2 separate regions of the Homo sapiens genome follow, and region 1 is linked to region 2. The links are chromatin contacts, found by Hi-C or POLR2A ChIA-PET in ENCODE. All regions are on one chromosome and are shown on one strand. Each heading gives the region's core, a stretch centred on a gene start or an enhancer-like site at or near the end of the contact. The rest is flanking DNA. Distances are from core to core; before and after follow the strand shown. Region 1 overlaps OR1I1 (olfactory receptor family 1 subfamily I member 1). Region 2 has its middle 6.6 kb from the start of ADGRE2.

What was found. Hi-C counts contacts between places; a loop is a spot of excess contacts on that map. ChIA-PET counts read pairs that join two places held with the same protein, here RNA polymerase II (POLR2A). Pooled maps may share reads with other maps.
Region 1: a pooled map shows a loop between it and region 2 (6-fold over the local background). The contact joins two enhancer-like sites. A Hi-C loop is called at or near these places in 2 of 50 pooled maps. POLR2A ChIA-PET finds 5 or more read pairs at or near these places in 3 of 52 experiments (HCT116, MCF 10A and WTC11).

What each region holds. Positions count from the first base shown.
Region 1 is chr19:15,088,848-15,095,735 of GRCh38, reverse strand. It overlaps OR1I1 (olfactory receptor family 1 subfamily I member 1), which reads right to left. Exons shown (of 2, transcript NM_001004713.2): 2 at 2,766-6,888. Among named protein-coding and RNA genes, the nearest start is that of OR1I1, 10 kb to the right of the region's middle. Within about 2 kb of position 3,520, at least 2 of the 41 ENCODE cell types and tissues checked have a DNase peak (open chromatin) inside an H3K27ac peak, as active enhancers do.
Region 2 is chr19:14,781,567-14,788,663 of GRCh38, reverse strand. No RefSeq gene overlaps it. Among named protein-coding and RNA genes, the nearest start is that of ADGRE2, 6.6 kb to the right of the region's middle. RefSeq lists an enhancer at 1,646-2,145 and a cis regulatory region at 1,910-2,361. Within about 2 kb of position 3,348, at least 14 of the 41 ENCODE cell types and tissues checked have a DNase peak (open chromatin) inside an H3K27ac peak, as active enhancers do.

The sequences.
Region 1 (6,888 bases), core at 2,271-4,770, 310 kb before region 2:
AGCATCATGAGGGAGGGAGAGGCTGGGTTTTGAGGTCACACCAGCCTGGGCTGGATTCCCCCACTCTGCCCCAGATCTGGCATGTGGCCTTGGGGTGGTCACTTTTCGTCTCTGAGCCTCAGTTCCCGAATCTCCAGATTTGCTTTGAATCACCCAATAAAATTTCACATGGAGAGAAGGAAGTGTTCTTGTACTTTTTTTTTTTTTTTTTTTTGAGACAGAATCTTGCTGTGTCACCCAGGCTGGAGTGCAGTGGCACAATCTTGGCTCACTGCAACCTCCGCCTCCCAGGTTCAAGCGATTCTCCTGCCTTAGCCTTGAGTAGCTGGAGCTACAGGTGCATGCCACCACGCCTGGCTAGTTTTTGTATTTTTAGTAGAGATGGGGGCTTCACCATGTTGGCCAGGCTGGTCTCGAACTCCTGACCTCAGGTAATATACCCATCTTGGCCTCCCAAAGTGCTGGGATTACAGGCGTGAGCCACTGTGCCCGGTCTGTTCTTGTACTCTTAATATAGGCTTGGGCCGTGTGCAGTGGCTTACACCTGTAATCCCAGCGGTTTGGGAGCCAAGGTGGGAGGATGGCTTGAGGCCAGGAGTTCAAGACCGGAATAGGCCACATAGTGAGTCCTCGTCTCTATAAAAAAGTAAAAAAAATTAGCCATGTGTGGTGGTGCGTGCCTATAGCCCTAGCTACTCAGGAGGCTGAGGTGGGAGGATTGCTTGAGCCCAGGAGGTCGAGGCTGCATTCAGCCATGATCACACCACTGCACTCCAGCCTGGGCGACAGAGCGAGACCCTGTCTCAAAAAAAAAAAAAAAAAAAATTTACTGGATAAGATTGGCTCAAACCTCTTCCAGCATGCTTGCTAAGATTTTAGAGAATTTCCAGATTATTTTCTGTCTTTTGTTGTTGCTGAATTAAGGAGTCCCGCCATCTTGCTGGTTTTGCTCTGTGGGATGAGGCCCCTGGCTTCTTAATTTCAGCAGAGTCCCAGTCCCACAAGGCACCTGAGTGTGGGACAGGCATAACTGAAGGTTGGGGATATCAAAGGAGGAGTGCATCTCTCACTTAACCTTGACTGCAGGTATCTTTGTTCCAACTCAGCAGCCTACTTTGGCTGCCCCATCCGGTATTCCTAAAACCTTTCCATCACACTGCCTCATTCATTCATTCATTCAGAAAATATATTTTGTGGCTGGGTGCGGTGGCTCATGCCTATAATCCCAGCACTTTGGGAGGCTGAGGTGGGTGGATTATTTGAGGTCAGGAGTTCGGGACCAGCCTGGCCAACATGGTCAAACCCCGCCTCTACTAAAAATAGAAAAATTAGCTGGGCATGGTGGCGGGCACCTGTAGTCCCAGCTACTTGGGAGACTGAGGCAGGAGAATAACTTGAACACGGGAAGCGGAGGTTGCAGTGAGCCAAGATCACACCACTACACTTTAGCCTGGGCGACAAAGTGAGAGTCCATCTCAAAAAATAAAATAAATAAAATAAAATAAGATTAAATTAAAATAAAGAAAAAAAGTGTTTTTTGTTTTTTTTTTTCTTCTGAGACAAGAGTCTTGCTCTGTCGCCCAGGCTGGAGTGCAGTGTCATGATTTTGGGTCACTGCAACCTTTGCCTCCCGGGTTCAAGCGATTCTCCTGCCTCAGCCTCCTGAGTAGCTGGGATTACAGGCACGTGCAACCACGCCTGGCTAATTTTTGTATTTTTAGTAGGGATGGGGCTTCATCACGTTGGCCGTGGTTGGCCAGGCTGGTCTTGAACTCCTGACCTCAGGTGATTGCCCGCCTTCACCTCCCAAAGTGCTGGGATTACAGGTGTGAGGCACGGTGCGTGGCCAGAAAACATACATTGAGTGGCTACCGTACTAATCATAGGGGCACAGAGGTGCAAAGATAAACAAGATAACACTATTTCAGGTCCCAGCTCCCAGCTCAGTCAAATGGGTGAAACAGACATTAATCAAAGGGTTACACAAACTAATATAAAACCACTGCAGTGAGGAGGCCGGGTGCAGCAGCTAACACCTGTAATCCCAGAACTTTGGGGGGCTGAGGCAGGTGGATCACTTGAGGCCAGGAGTTCGAGACCAGCCTGGCAAACACGGTGAACCCCGTTTCTACTAAAAATACAAAACATTAGCCAGGCATGGTGATGCGTGCCTGTAATCCCAACTACTCGGGAGGCTGAGGCAGGAGAACCATTTGAACCCAGGAGGTGGGGGTTACAGTGAGCCGGGATCGCCCCACTGCACTCCAGACTGGGAGACAGAGCAAGACTCTGTCTCAAAACAAAACAAAAGACCCCACAAAACCACTGCAGTGATGAAGAGATCACTAATGATGAGTGATGATGAGAGAGGGGATAGCGAGTGTAACATTAGGGCAACTGATGTAGCTGGGCAAGGGATGGAGGTTAGGGGAGGCTTCCTTGAGGAAGTGGAGTTTGTGCTGAAATCTCAATGCCAAGCAGGAATTTACTCAGGAGGGGTCAGGAAGAGGGAACAGCATTTGCAAAGGTCCTGTGGCACCAGCTCCTTATCTTCTGATGGTTTTCAGCCCACTTCACCTCTCACTTTTTGGTCTTTCTTGGTCCCCTTAACTCTTGTCACTCCCATCCATCTATACGAGGATTGGCAACCTATGGCCCATAGGCTAAATCCAGCCCTTGAAATAAAAATAGTTTTGCATTTATTTTTATTTATTTATTTATTTTTTAAGTTTTTTAGAGACAGTGGTCTTACTCTATCCCCCAGGCTGGAGTGCGGTGGTGCAATCATAGCTCACTGCAGCCTTGACCTCCTGGGCTTAAGTGATCCTCCTTCCTCAGCCTCCTGAGTAGCTGAGACTACAGGCATGCACCACCATGCCCAGCTAATTAAAAAATTTTTGTAGAGATGGGGGAGGTCTCACTATGTTGCCCACTCCAGTCTCGAACTCCTGGCTTCAAGCAATCCTCCTCCCTTGGCCTCTCAAAGTGCTGGGATTACAGGCATGAGTGAATGCACCTGGCCTAGAGTAGTTTTAACATTTTAAAAGTGGTTGAAAACAAACCCAAAGGCTACAAGGTATGACATGTACTATGATATGAAATGGAAGCTTCTGTGTTTATAAACAAAGTTTTAGTGGAACACAGCCAAGCCCATTCGTTGATGTCTCATCTATGGCTGCTTTCGCCAGACAGCAGCAGAGTTCAGTCATTGCAACGGAGATGGTAAGGTCCCTAAAGCTGACAATATTGACGACCTGGACCTTGACAGAAAAAGTTTGCTGACTCCAGATCTATGGCATGGATAACTGGCAGGTTCGTTCTGAAGCACAGCCCCACCCCCTATCCTCCTTAAACCTTGTCATGGTCCCACTCCCCGTGGTCCACACACCGTGTTACTCCCAGTGCCCTCCACGGGCCCCCTGCAAACCCAGCTTCCCTGTCACTCTGGGCTCAGGCCACACCAGTCTCCGTGATTTCTTTAAACAACACAGGCTCCTTCTCATCATGGAAACTTTGCACCTGTTGTGCCCTTCCAGGGGGAGATTACACCTAAGGGCCATGGACCTGGGCCAGTTCACAGCTAGAATACAAGTTTCCGGGGAAAAAAAAAAAACAACCAAAAACCAAAAAAAAAAAAAAAAAAAAAAAGCGTTTTAAATCCAATTTGTGAAATGACATTATTGCCACCTAGTGGCCACTTCTCTAACTGTAGTTTTCAGAGCTTTTAGGGCGGTTGGGAAGGTTCCCTCCTGGACACAGTGGCTAGAGCGGCACCCCAAATCTGGTTCTCCTGTATCTCTGTACCTAAAGCCTATTTGGGTCCCGGTTATCTACAGGACCCCCATCTAGCCCAGTGATGCTCAAACTTTTAAATTACAAACTTTTTTTTTTTTTTTTTTTTTTTTTTGAGACAGAGTCTCGCTCTGTCACCCAGGCTGGAGTGCAGTGGGGCGATCTCGGCTCACGCAAACTCCGCCTCCCGGGTTGACGCCATTCTCCTGCCTCAGCCTCCCAAGTAGCTGGGACTACAGGTGTGGGCCACCACGCCTGGCTAAGTTTTGTATTTTTTTTTAAATTGAGGAGGAGTCTCGCTCTGTCACCCAGGCTGGGGTGCAGTGGCGTGGCCTTGGCTCACTGCAAGCTCCGCCTCCCGGGTTCAGGCCATTCTCCTGCCTCAGCCTCCCGAGTAGCTGGGACTACAGGTGCCCGCCAACATGTCCGGCTAATTTTTTGTATTTTTAGTAGAGATGGGGTTTCACCATGTTAGCCAGGATGGTCTTGATCTCCTGACCTCATGATCCGCCCACCTCAGCCTCCCAAAGTTCTGGGATTACAGGCATGAGCCACTGTGCCCGGCCTAATTTTCGTATTTTTAGTAGAGAGGGGGTTTCACCATGTTGGTCAGGATGGTCTCGATCTACTGACCTTGTGATCTGCCCGCCTCGGCCTCCCAAAGTGCTGGGAATACAGGTGTGAGCCACCATGCGCAGCCTGCTGTTACTTTCAGTGGCAAAACCACAATTACTTCTGCACCTACCTTGTAGGGGTGTTGCTTAACACTTATTGAGATTGTGCATATAAAGGAGTTAGCATTGTTCAGATAATAAATCTCGGTTGTCATCATCATTATTGTCATCATGCTGATACCCAGTAAGTGAATCCATGCAATCTAAATCCTTCATCCTTTTCTCCAGTTCTAGCCCAGGGTCCCTTGGCCAGAACACATGGTCAATTGTAAACTTGAGAGGATGTACTGGGACACTTTGTAGGTTTTGTAGGTTGCTGACATTTCTTAAACTAACTGCATTTGTTTTCTAGCAATGTTGCAACAAAGTACCACAAATCAGGCCGAGTGTGGTGGTTTACACCTGCAATCCCAGCACTTTGTGAAGCCGAGGAGGGCAGATCTCTTGAGGCCGGGAGTTTGAGACCAGCCTGGGCAACATAGTGAGACCCTGTCTCTACAAATATATATAGCTGATTGCAGTGGCATAGGCCTGTAGTCCCAACTACTCAGGAGGCTGAGGCAGGAGGATTGCTTGAGCCCAGGAGTTTGAGGTGAGGTTGCACTTTAGCTATGATTGCACCACTGTACTCCAGCCTGGGTGACACAGTAGATCCTGTCTGTCTCTAAAAGAAAAAAAAATTTAAAAATTACCATGAACTAGGTGACTTAAACAATAGAAATTTGTTGTCTTACAGTTCTGGAGGTTAAGAGTCCGAGATCAAGGTGTTGGGCCAGGTGCAGTGGCCCACGCTTGTAATCCCAGCACTTTGGGAGGCTGAGGTGGGCAGATCACTGGAGGCCAGGAGTTTGAGACCAGTCTGGCCAACATAGTGAAATCCCATCTCTACTAAAAACACAAAATTAGCTGGGCGTGGTGGTGGGTGCCTGTAATCCCAGCTACTTGGGAGGCTGAGGCAGGAGAATTGCTTGAACCTGGGAGGTGGAGGTTGCAGTGAGCCAAAATCATGCCACTGCATCCAGCCGGGATGACAGAGCAAGACTCCGTCTCAAAAAAAAAAAAAAAAAAAAAAGATCAGTTGTCAGCAGCTTTGATTCCTTGGTTCCTTCTGAGGGCTGAGAGGGATAGCCTGTTCCACGCCTCTCCTGGCTTCTGGTGGTCTGCAGGCAGTCCCTGGCATTCCTTGGCTTGTAGGAGCATCACCCCAATCTCTGCCTCCATCTTCATGTGGCGGTCTCCATGTGTGTGGGTGCCTGTGTCCAAATCTCCCCTTTTCATAAGGACGCCAGTCGTATCAGATTAGGGACCAACCTAATGACCTTACTGTAATCTAATGACCTCTGTAAACACCCTATCTTCAAATATGGTCACATTCTGAGGTCCTTGGGGTTAGGACTTCAACATATCTTTTTTATTTTATTATTATTACTTTTGCAGACAGGGCCTTGCTCTGTTTCCCAGGCTGGAGTGCAGTGGCAGGAACATAGCTCATGCAGCCTCGACCTCCTTGGCTCAAGAGGTCCTCCTGTCTCAGCCTCCCGAGTAACTAAGATGACAGGTGCACACCACCACACCCAGGTAATTTTTTCTTTTTTCATTTTTATTTTTTGTAGGGATGAGATCTCACTATGTTGTTCAGGCTGGTCCTGAACTCCTAGCTTCAAATGATTCTCCCTACTCAACCTCCCAAAGTGCCAGAGTTTACAGGTGTGAGCCACTGCGCCTGGCCTCCCACGTATCTTTTTTTGGGAGCCACAGTTCAACCCATAACACTAACTTTTTAAGTGCCCCGGGCCACCTGATCTGCTGTGGCTGACCCTGCGTGTAGAATCATACTGGGTTCAGAGTCAGGCGATGAATGTCACAGGAAACACATAGATTTTGGAGCTAGGCTAGGGTCTGTGTTCCCAAACTACGATTGATGGACCGTCTGCATCAGAGTCCCCTTGACTGGGGGTTGTGGGGAGACAGGAAGCCTGTTGGGAATTGAGAAAGTAAGCCCCAACCACAGTCATAGTTACAAGTGGAGGTCTCAAGACCCCCCAGGAGGCTGAGGCTTGCTGGCTGACTAAGCGAACAGCACGTGAGCTAATCTCACTTGCAAATATTTTCAAAGTTCTTCCACAACACTTAGGAAACACTGGCTAATACATGGGCTGTCTGTATCTACCTATCTATCTATCTATCTATCTACCTACCTCCTCTATCTCTATCTATCCATCCATCTATCTATCATCTATCTGTTGATCGATTGATCAATCGATCGACTGACCTACCTACCTATCTCATCTATCTATCTATCTATCTATCTATCTATCATCTATCTACTTATATGATCTATCTATCAATCAATCATCTATCTGTCTGTCAATAGATAGATCTATCGATCGGTTGACCTACCTACCTACCTACCTATCTATCC
Region 2 (7,097 bases), core at 2,099-4,598:
AGCTGAAGGTAGAACAACTATGAGACAAACAAACCCTCTTGCAAAGAGAGCCCTCACCCCAACACAAGACACCAAAGTAACACTCAAATAAACTGAAGCCTGGGGTTCACTGATTACAGACAGACTTAACCTGATTCCAGACAGACTTAACCTCCCACAAAAATAGCTTAGGAGAAATAATATAAAGATGTGCTCATTTCCAGTCATAAATAATACCTCATTGTCAGCTGCCCTACACAAATTGTCCAGCATTCAATCAAAAATTATGAAACACGGGCCAGCCACGGTGGTTTACACCTGTAATCCCAGCACTTTGGGAGGCCGAGGCAGGCAGATCACCTGTCAGGAGTTCAAGACCAGCCTGGCCAACATGGCGAAACCCTGTCTCTACTAAAAATCCAAAAAATTAGACGGCGTGATGATGTGCACCTGTAGTCGCAGCTACTTGGAAGGCTGAGGCAGGAAAATTGCTTGAACCCAGGAAGTGGAGGTTGCAATGAGCCAAGATCACACCACTGCACTCCAGCCTGGGCACAGAGTGAGACTCCGTCTCGAAAAACATTATGAAGCACAAGCAAAAGCAAGAAAACACAAACCACAGAGAAATCAGCAGAAACCAGACTTAGAAATAAACTAATAGGGAATTTAAAATAACTATAATTGGGCCAGGCGCAGTGGCTCACACCTGTAATCCCAACACTTTGGGAGGTCAAGGCAGGCGGATCACGAGATCAAGAGATCCAGACCATCCTGGCAAACATGGTGAAACCCCGTCTCTACTAAAAATACAAAAATTAGCTGTGCATGGTGGCACGCGCCTGTAGGCCCAGCTACTCAGGAGGCTGAGGCAGGAGAGTCGCTTGAACCTGGGAGGCCGAGGTTGCAGTGAGCCAAGATCCTGCCACTGCACTTCAGCCTGGCGACAGAGAGAGACTCTGTCTCAAAAAAATAAACTATAATTAATTTTTTTTAACTCTAGTGCAATTCTAGTTTATTGCATTCTCTTATCAAAACTCCTGAACCACGGGACACTGGCGCCACTCTGGCTGGTCCCTCCCAGCTCACAGTAGTCTCCCTCATTCTCTGACTCCCTCCAATTCCTTTCCAAGCTCTGCATTCTTCCAATTTCTCATACTTACTCTCATAGAACTCCTATTTCCTGGGCGCTCAGAACCACCAACATCCCAGCCCTAGATCCCTGAGTCCTATTCCTGGATTTCTGCAGGCCCCCGCACTGGGACCTCAATTTCGCTCCCTGCAAATGTGTGGTCTCTGACTTCCGGTATCGGAAGCAAGGATTTCCGGTTCCCACGCTCCTGTTGACAAAAACTTCCCGTTTTCGTTTTTTGAGGTTGGGCAACAGCACTATGAGAGGCCGAGGCAGGCAGATCACTTGAGGTCAGGAGTTCGAGACCAGCCTGGCCAACATGGTAAAACCCTGTCTCTACCAAAAATGCAAAAAATTAGCTGGGCATGGTGGCACGCGCTTGCAATCCCCGCTACTCAGGAGTCTGAGGCAGGAGATCGCTTGAACCCAGGAGGCGGAAGTTGCAGTGAGCCAAGATCCTGCCACTGCACTCCAGCTTGGGTGACAGAGACCCTGTCTCAAAAAAAAAAAAAAAAAAAAAAACCAAGCAAACAAACAATCAAAAAAAAAAAACGAGCTGACTCTGGACTCACGCAGGCCTGGTGTCTCCGATCCCAGCCTTGCCATTTTCTGGCTCTATGAACCTGGGTGAGCCGCATCGCCTTCCTGAGCCTCAGTTTCCCCATCTGTAAAACAGGGATTCACCCATTCACTGTTCCACAAATGTGCACCCAGGACCCACTGACACCAAGCGCTGCGCCCAGCTCTAACCTATATAAAGTTAAGGCAGAACACGAACATGGTTAAGTGCGTTCACCCCTCCCCCAGGCATGGAGCTGCTGAACTAGTTTTAGGAATGGGGAAATCAGAGCATGCGTGGACAGAGGGAGGACCACAGAGTGGACCACCCCCACTCTTCTCAGATTCCCCTCATTTGACCAAAAAGCCCGTCTACCAGGAGGTGGGACCCCAAGCAGGGTGCCCGGGCTTGGCATCCTAATCCGGGCCAGGAACTGACCCCAGCAGCCAGACAGGGGAGGGGGCTAAAGCTTGGGTTTTCCCACCTCCGGCTTCCCGCCGCTGCAGCGCGTGGAGCCAGCGCCATCTGTGGGCCGCCAAGGGGAGGTGCGTGCGACTGCCGGGGAAGTGGATGGTCGCCCCCGTTTCTCCCCGATCCGGGCGCCTCAGGCCCCCCAGGAGTTTCGGAAACAGCTCTCATCTCTTAAATTATCCTCCACATCCCACTTTTCCCAGTTGTCATTTCCCAGCTAGAACTCATCGTTCATGTATTATTTATGCACATTTATTGAGCAGCTACTGTGTGTATTGAGCAAACCTAGAGCATTGCTGTAGGTTTCGAGTACAGAGAAGAAACAGAACAGGCCTGGCTCGGGCCTGTAACCCCAGCCACTCAGGAGGCTGAGGCAGGAGGATCACTTGAGCCCAGGAGGTGGAGGCTGCAGTGAGCCATGAAGGCAACACCACACTCCAGCCTGGGCAACAGAGCAAGACCCTGTCTCTAAAAGTAAGAAGAGGCCAGGTGCAGTGTCTCGGCCAGGCACAGTGGTCACGCCTGTAATTCCAGCACTTTGGGAGGCCGAGGCGGGTGGATCACCTGAGATCAGCAGTTCGGGACCAGCCTGGCCAACATGGTGAAACCCCCTCTCTACTAAAAATACAAAAATTAGCCAGGCGTGGTGGCAGGCGCCTGTAATCCCAGCTACTCAGGGGGCTGAGGCAGGAGAATTGCTTGAAAACGGGGAGGCAGGGGGCGGGGGCAGAGGTTGAACCGAGATCGTGTCACTGCACTCCAGCCTGGGTGACAGAGCAAGACTCTGTCTCAAAAAACAAAATAATTAAAAGATAAAAAAAAATTCTGAGGGAAAGGTATTCCAGGTGGCGAAAACAGCACATGCAAAGGCCCTGAGGCTGGACTGGGCCTGGTATATTTGTTTGGGGAATAGTGAGGAAGGTGCTGTGGCTGGAGCCAAGTGAATGAGGGGAAGAGAGCTGGAGGTGACAGGGCAAATCACACAGCCAAGCCTTGTGGGCCTTGGGGAAGACTGGATTTTACTGGGTAAGGTGGGAGCCATAGAGGGTGCTCAAGGAGAGGAAGAGCTTGGTCTGAACGGATTCAGATGCTCACAGGAAGAACAGACGGCCAGACCAACAAGACAGCTGTCACAGATACAGGAAGAGATATTATATCTCCCTGCGGTTGGTTTTGTTGCTTTTTCCCATGACTCATGGGGAGAGGAACCAGTGGGGCGAGGAGCTGGGAGGACAGGCCACCCCAGACTTCCCCTTCCCAGGAGTCGGGGAGCCCCCACCCCACCATGTCCCAGGACACACTCGGGCAGGGCTGCCAGGAGTGTTTGTGTTTCACCCTCTCTAGATGGGTGGAAATGAGGTGTGGCTGGGGAGGTGGTGGGGTGGCCAGGAGGGAAGCTGGGTCCCGGAGAGGCAGGACCCGTGAAGGCATCGGGGAAGGGGGTGCCCCCTCTGAGAAGGCACAGGGGTCTTGCTGTCTCCTTTCTCTATTTGAGTATCAAAGGCCTGCTCAAGCCCGAAGCTAAAGGGAAGGTCAAGGGTGTGGGGGCGTCAGGCTGTGGGTGGCTGGGTTTAGTCACAGCTGTGACTGCACTGCCGGTAAGGACCCTGGAGGCTGGACGTCAGCCCTGCCAGGGTTGGGCAACATCCTGTTGGGGAAGTCTCTTCTAGTTATGGTTTTCGCTTTTCCAGCCCTACTCTGACCCTAGTGGGAGAATTACAGGCAGGGGAGCACAGGATGAACGCGCGCGTTACCAGAAACAGAAATAATCCCCTTTAAATTTTCCCAAGAATAGGATATACACATGCAAAAAATAATAATAATAATGAAAGAACTTAGACCCTACGTCATAACCATACACAAAAAGTAACTATATGAGGCCAGGTGCGGTGCTTCACGCCTGTAATCCCAGCACTTTGGGATGCCGAGGCAAGGGAATCACCTGAGATTAAGAGTTTGAGACCAGCCTGACCAACATGGTGAAACCCTGTCTTTACTAAAAATACACACACACACACACACAAAAATAGCCAGGGGTGGTGGCACACACCTGTAATCTCGGCTACTCGGGAGGCGAGGCAGGAGAGTAGCTTGAACTCAGGAGGTGGAGGTTGCAGTGAGCCAAGATCACGCCACTGCACTCCAGCCTGGGTGACAGAGAGAGACTCCATCTCAAAAAAATTAAATTAAATTAAATTTAAAAATAAACATAAGTATCCGTTTGAGTGTCTGCCTTCAGTTTTCTCAGGTGTATACCCAGGAGCAGAATGGCTGGATCACAGGGTCACTCTGCAAGTAACTTTTTGAGGAGCCGCAAACTGTTTTCTATGCCTGGAAAGAAGTGAAAGGGAGACCTCCATCCGAGGGACAGAGCCCTGGGGATGGGTTGATTCTCATCAATGCTTTCCCATCGTTTCTTTCTGGTACTGGCTGGGACCGTCAGTGCCATCCATGGCCCTAATTCTCGGGAACCCACAAGCCCACAACAGAAGAGGCCCAGAGGCATGCGGAGGGGTTGACCCGGGTGGGCACCCAGCCTGAATAAGCCCCCTTCCTCCCCTGGCCTTCCCCACCCATCGAAAGTCAAGGGAAGGATTCTGAGACCCCCATCCTCACAGTGCCCCCCAGAAGCCTGACCCCATCCTTATCGGGACATCGGCACCACCCTGCTCAGAAGATTTTGCAAAATGGGGAAGACACTGAGAGCTGCAAGAAGGTGATAAAAATGCCACCAAATGTCACACAGCGTTCCCAGCTCAGGGCTTCTTGTTGGCTGCCACCAGTTCCCCACCCCCACAGCCACCCCTGAGCTGTTCCCCTCCCCCACCCTACTCTCTCCTTTGCTTCCTCTAATCGCTTCTCCTTAAAACCTTTACACATTTTAAAATTCTTTTTTAAATATTTGTATAGAGCCTCAGGTTTATATAATTCATGAAACAATGTAATTCTTGGGACCATCGGTCTATCCATGATCAGCTTTATTTTACTTACTTATTTTCTGAGACAGAGTCTCACTCTGTGGCCCAGGCTGGAGTACAGTGGCGAGAGCTCACTGCAACCTTGAACTCCTGGGCTCAAGAGATCCTCCCACCTCAGCCCCGTGAGTAGCTGGGATTCCAGGCACATGCCATCACTCCTGGCTAATTTTTGCATTTTTTGGTAGAGATGGAGTTTTACCATGTTGCCCAGGCTGGTCTCGATCCCCTGGGCTCAAGGGATCCTCCCGCCTCGGCCTCCAAAAGTGCTGAGATCACAGGCATGAGCCACTCTGCCTGGCCGATTTTATCTTCCTTGATACAAACTCTTTTCAGAATTCTCTTTGTTTTTGCTTTGGTCCCTGATAAAATCACATGTGAATATAACCGCAAAACACCACATGCCTGCATTACATGGCGTTACGTTAAACAACCATCATTTTGGCTGGGCGCAGTGACTCATGCCCGTCTCTACTAAAAATACAAAAAAATTAGCCTGGCGTGGTGGTGTGCACCTGTAATCCCAGCCACTTGGGAGGCTGAGGCAGGAGAATGGCTTGAACGCGGGGGGCGGAGGTTGCAGTGAGCCGAGATTGTGCCACTGCACTCCTGCCTGGGCGACAGAGCAAGAGACTCTGTCTCAAGAAAACAAAACAAAACAGCCATCATTTTAGGAAACATTCATATGTGGAAACTACTATGTGTATTGTTCACAATTTGCGGGAATAAAGAACTTTGCTTTGCAAAAAATATGTAAATTAAAAAATAAAAGGGAAGGAAGGCATACCCATGAGCCTCCCTCATCACCAAGAACTGAGACATGACCTTGTTCCCATGCTCCCATCTTTATCTTGCTGATTACCACCACTCTGAATATTCTTTGCACCTTATTCCTTTGCTCAGTTACTTATTTTTTTATTTTATTTATTTTTGAGACAGGGTCTTGCTCTGTCACCCAGGCTGGAGTGCAGTGGTATGATCACAGCTCACTGCCACCTCGAATTCCTGGGCTCAAGCCATCCTCCCACTTCAGCCTCCTGAGTAGCTGGGACCACAGGTGCGAGTCACCACACCTGGCGAATTTTTTATTTTTATTGTAGAGATGGAGGTCTCATTATGTTGCCCAGGATGGTCTCGAACTCCTGGGCTCAAGCAATCCTCCCGTCTCAGCATCCCCAAGTAGCTGGGATTACGAGCATGAACCACTGCGCCCGGCCCAGCCTTGTTTATTTTTATTTATTTATTTATATTTATGTATTTTTATTTTATTTTATTTTATTTAGACGGAGTCTCACTCTTGTCTCCCAGGCTGGAGTGCAGTGGCGCAATCTCAGCTCACTGCAGCCTCTGCCTCCCGGGTTCAAGTGATTCTCTTGCTTCAGCCTCCCAAGTAGCTGGGATTACAGGCACCCACCACCATACCCGGCTAATTTTTGTACTTTTAGTACAGACGGGGTTTCACCATGTTGGCCAGGCTGGTCTTGAACTCCTGACCTCAGGTGATCTGCCCACCTCGGCCTCTCTGGGATTACAGGCATGAGCCACCGCGCCCGGCAGCCTTGATTATTTTTTAAAGTCTTCTTGCATATGTTTGTATCCTGAAACCAAATCTTTTATTATCTTTGTATCTCAGCTTTTTTGCAAGGTGGCTTTTTCCTATGGGGCTTTGGAGACTTTTTCAAGATTCTAGTATGGAATCTGTCATGCTGCAATTTAAGATTTTTTTCTCCTGACTTCACTCAGTTTTTAAATTTAAAAAAGGAGTGTGGCTAGGCATGGTGGCATGCACCTGTAACCCCAGCATTTTGGGAGGCTGAGGTGGGCGGATCACTTGAGGGTCAGGAGATCGAGACCAGCCTGGCCAACATGGTGAAACCCCGTCTCTACTAAAAAATTAGCTGGGCGTGGTGGTGTGTGCCTGTAATCCCAGCTTCTAGGGAGGCTGAGGCAGGAGAATTGCTTGAAGCTGGGAGGCGGAGGTTGC